2 separate regions of the Mus musculus genome follow, and region 2 is linked to region 1. A link is a loop called in an ENCODE intact Hi-C map of the cell type or tissue named here. Cell type or tissue: heart. All regions are shown on one strand.

Evidence for each region. Peaks named below come from ENCODE experiments on the same cell type or tissue, not always from the same donor. Only the 100,000 strongest peaks of a DNase experiment are listed, where the experiment ranks them.
Region 2: it touches region 1 in a loop (2.2-fold over the local background); 2 of 42 quality-filtered maps call a loop at or near these places.

Annotation. Positions count from the first base shown.
Region 1 is chr1:64,141,323-64,143,822 of GRCm38, forward strand. All of the region lies in intron 1 of Gm35880 (a long non-coding RNA gene), which reads left to right. Among named protein-coding and RNA genes, the nearest start is that of Gm35880, 21 kb to the left of the region's middle. In heart, no CTCF peak of the experiment used is centred here; no DNase peak of the experiment used is centred here.
Region 2 is chr1:64,188,217-64,190,716 of GRCm38, forward strand. All of the region lies in intron 1 of Gm35880 (a long non-coding RNA gene), which reads left to right. Among named protein-coding and RNA genes, the nearest start is that of Gm39654, 67 kb to the right of the region's middle. In heart, no CTCF peak of the experiment used is centred here; a DNase peak (open chromatin) is centred at 1,465.

The DNA.
Region 1 (2,500 bases):
CTGGCCACAAGTGAAGATGCTGAAAATCTCAGTTTGGGGTGTTTGGTTTTGAATGTAAAACACTTAAATAGAGTCAAGGTAGACTCTAAACCCAGTAACAAGCTGAATTTATGAGCTATGGTACAGATGTGCAGTAGGAGTCATCAGTACAAGGGGGTGGCTAAAGGCAACAACCTCCCAGGCATAGAGAGGACTGTGAAGGACAGAACCATTGATATTTAAAGATGCACAGAGTAAGGATGGCTGCATGCAGAAGACAAAAATTTCAACGAGAGAAGTGAGAAATACCATCTAAACCAAAGGAGTTCCAGGAAAAAATCCCTAAGTTACCTCTGAACTCTAGAATTCTCTCATGTCAGTTATACCTATAACAATATTAATTTTACCAAGGTATGGAGACAATTGAAGCACAATAGGGGAAAAAAACCCAAAAAGGTCACAGGGATTTTCTGTAGAATGGATTCATTAAATATCTCATTTTCTTTGCAAACAAACACAAAACTATTGTTTTATTTCACTTCTAATAAGATTGATAGGGTTTTTTTTTCCTCCTCTTCAAATCAAATTTTTGCCCCCCATGTGTTCCTGTGTGTGTGTATGTGTGTGTGTGTGTGTGTGTGTGTGTGAGAGAGAGAGAGAGAGAGAGAGAGAGAGAGAGATGCTGTGTAGGTGTCTGTAGGCACAGGGTATATGCCCATGTATGTACCTGTGGAAGCTGAAGATCAACCTCAACTGCCTCCCACTGTGGTCCCCCATCTGACTTTTGGAGCTAGGGTCCAACCTCAACTGCCTTACCCTATGGTTTCCCCATCTGACTTCTGGAGCCCTCTCTGAACCTGAGCTTCCCATTCAGGCTTCACTGGCTGGCTGTAAGCTCTAGGGTTCCCCCTGTCTCCACTACCCCCACGGGGGTTACAAGGGCACTTGGCTGCACCCAGCTCATACATGGGTGCTGGAGATTTGAACTCAGCTCTTCCTGCCTGTAGAGTGTGTGCTTTATCCATGGAGCCATCCCCTTGCCTTCTCTCTGTTTGTTTTGTCCCTGTATTTCTTCCATTTTTTTCCTGGTCACAAAAAGACTAAGTTGTCTTCTAAAATATAAGTCTCTATTGTCAACTTAGTGCGTTCTTCTCCTACCTCGTGGAGCTACCTCCTCACTGTGTGGTGACATCTATGGTTTAGAGGGTTCCAGATTTCCATACCTCTGTGATATATGACATCATAGAGTACCCCAATTTGTAACAATTTTGTTCAAATTGTGTTTTGGGCTGATTTTTTAAAAAATATTTTGATCACTTATAATTCCAAGAATCAAGCTTTGGGATACAGAAGTCTATGAAGTATGAGTATGAACTACCCATTAATACATTTGATTTTTTTTTTTTTGTCTTTAAGTCTTTAGGTTGGGTCTGTATGACTCAAGAGATTTCTTTTGTTTTATTTAGAGCAATTTTAGCCAATCTATGATCTATTTATCCTGCACCTGGCCAAATACGTTTGCTCTGACCCATTTCTTAGACAGCTGTTTTCTGTTTACTTTCCAGGGAGAAAAGTACTTGGTCAGCCAAAGAAAATACTGCAAGTGCCAGCAAGGGGATCTTGCATGATAACTTAGCAAACCCATTCTGTTTTGACTCTCTTCATTGTATTTCAGAGCATTCAAATTCAAGTCCCTCCAGGTTGGATTGAATGAGGAGGAAAATATTCAAACTTTACATTAACCCATAAATAACACTCTTCCCATGCAAATGAAACCTCCAAATGGGACTAAGACCTGCGCTCCCAACTCTCTTATAGCTATGATTGGAAATCCTAATATACCCAATTTTCTGCTCTCTCTTTCCTTCATTACAGAATTGGCACAGGAAACTCTCCCATCCTTGCTGGAATACAGCCATCTCTGGCACAGAGAGCAACAAACTCTTTAATAACGACACAACAAAGCACTTCACAAAGCCTCACAAAGCCTTGTAAAGACAGTGCTGGTGAAAGAAAGCTACTCTCCAGCGCCATTTCAGCTCTGACTTAGCAGTTGCAGTCAGGGTGGCCAGGGAGCCACCCCCTTAAGGAATGTTACACTTTATGGATTGAAATTATACCTCGCACACGTTCAGATGATGAAAACCTAACTTTCAGAGCCTCAGATGTGACTGTGTTTGGGGACAGGAGGTAACTGAATTAAAATGAGGTCATTAGTATAGACCCTAAACTACTGTGACTCGTGACCTTCTCAGATACAGAGGGAGACTAGAAGAAGAGACAAGGGAAAAGTGATTACATATAAATGAGAGAGATAGAGAGAAAGAGACAGAGAGAGACACACAGAGAGACAGAGAGATACAGAGAGAGACACACAGAGAGACAGAGAGATACACAGAGAGGGAGAGAGAGAGAGAGAGAGAGAGAGAGAATGAGCTCAGAAGAGGCTGATGTTGACAATGCCTTGAACGTGGATTGCAGCTTCTTGAACTATGGGAAAAATTATTTCTGCATTGAAGCC
Region 2 (2,500 bases), 47 kb after region 1:
TTACTGTTACTCACCCTGACAAAGATAAGATTGACCCGACTCTTGACTAAGACATTGATTTTTTTTCCTAGAAATTTTACTGTGGTTTCAGATACTTCCAAAATATCACCCTGTTTCCTTGGCGACCGTCTAAGCTTTATTCCCTATGAACCGACGTGGCATGATTCATCAGTGAACAGCCAGCAGCAGCCACCCGGTTTACAGACTTCCTAAAGATTTCCTGGAAAGAAATTCTTGCCCTGAGCTCTTTCAAAGGCTCTCTGTTTTTGATGTTTCACAGAACATAGCTCAAAGTGATAACAATAATAATAATAATAATAATAATAATAATAATAATTCTGTAACATGTCCATGAGGAACAGCAGTATTGATGGAGATAATGAAATGCAGAAATGAAAACCCCTCAGCAACACTCCCTCACATGTGCCTAAGCTCTGTTCATTAATCTCTGATAATTAGACTTTTTTGCAGAGGTTAACAGCAGTGGCACATGGTAATTAAGGACTCCATCACTACCAAAGGGATTGGAATGCTTCTAGTGTGACACATGTCCGGCTTTCAGTATGTGTTATGTTTGCTTTAAGTATGAATTCCCTATGTAAGAAGTGTATTGTGTGCATGTGTGTGTGCATGTATGTGTGTGTGTGTGTGTGTGTGTGTGTGTGTGTGTGTGTAGAGAGAGAGAGGGAGGGAGGGAGGGAGGAGGGAAGAGAAATCCATGATCTTATATTAACTTCTTCAGTGAAAGTTAACAAAGTATTTTAGTTGTAAACTAAATAAAAGAACGACCTATTGCTTGGATCATCAATTTTTTTTTGGCTTGGCGATGTGACCTTAGCGAGGTTTCAGATGCCCTTTGCCTCAGTTTCTCCATCTGTAAGATGCTGTGGTTATAAACTCTTTAGAGTTTTATAATTTAATAATGATATCCATCAAAATTGCTAGAATTCACTGATGATATACATTATGCCATGTGCTGTTCTGAGCCCATATATGTCCTCAAAACATTTCAGAGCAAAAGGGGTTGAATAGGCTGCCAGTACTACTTAATTCACTTTGAGATATCCAAGTCACTCAAGAACAAACTTCCCCCAAAGGGTAGTTCATTGGACAACATTCTCCTTTTTCTTCTAGAATGAGAAATACTTACACCTCGTAGCATCTTTACTTTGGTAATAGTAACCATTTGGCTTAGGCTGAATATAGCAGTATGAGTCCATCCGTGAAAGAACCCATTAATAGAGACTCACAAGATGAAGAAGATAGCTACTTCATCTCTGAGCTGTTTTGGTTATTGGGCTAAATGAGAGGTACACGGGACCCCCAACCCCGCCAGAGAGATGGTTTATCTTGGCACCCAGCTGTGAGTGCAGTCCAGCAAGGCAGGACTGCCTGGGCTGTGGCAGCAGGAGAGTGAAGCAGCTGGCCACAGGGTAGCTGTGGACAGGAAGCAGACTGCGATGAATGCTGGCACTCAGCACGCTCTCTCCCTCACTTCCTCCTTTTTATTCAGCTCAGCACCCCAGTCCATAAAATGGTACTGACCAAGTTCAGGCTGTATCGCCCGCTCCAGTTAAACCTTCATGGAAATGCCCTCATGGACATGCTCAGAGAGGAGGCTCCTAAGTTAATCTAAGTTAATTGACAATGAAGATGAACTATCTCCTATCCCTTCCTCTCTCCCTTTTTTGCTCTGTAATGTCACAAACTGCATATCTGCATACTTAAAACTGATATTGGTTGGATATTTTTTTCAAGGCAAGGGAGGGAAGAAGGAAGTTTCTAATCCTTAACCCCCCCCCCCCCACACACACACACAAAGTCTGACTTTCAAAGGTCTCAGGTCCTAAGAGGGAGAGAGATTTTGCCTGTATTTTAAGTTTTGTTTTGTTTTGTTTTGTTTTTCCAGACTAAGTCAAAAAGTAAACTGAGCTAGCTGCCTCGCCCCAGGAATGGGGTTTATTTCTATCCAGTGTTTCAGGATCGCCCCCCTGGTGTCTTTAGTCATGCTCTAGCTGAAGCCAAGAGTGAGGGTTTCAGTGGCAAGTAAAAGCCCCTCGCTGGAGCCTGGCAGAGTTTCCATAGCAGCTGGCCCCTCCATTAGCAGTTTCCAACCCCTCTCCCCAGATGAGTGTGAATGGGCAGGCTGGCACTTGCTCCTCCGGATTCTCCTTTTACTTTTATTGGGGGAGGGGGCTTTTAAAAGATTGACACTTCCACAGAAAGAAGAGGAAGAGGCGGAGATGGGAGGGAGGGAGGAAGAGAGAGGGAAAGGAGAGAGAGAGAGAGAGAGAGAGAGAGAGAGAGAGAGAGAGAGAGACACTTGGTTTTGTCCCAGTTCCATTTCCTCCTGATTTCCTTTGTAAAAGCAACCTTCAACTTCTGTATGCTGACACCATTACCTGGAACAGCAATCTGAGCCCATATAGTCTTGCTCTCCTCAAGTGTGGTGAAGACAGAGAGACAGTTATTTGACAATAAGTGACATATTTCTGGCAGG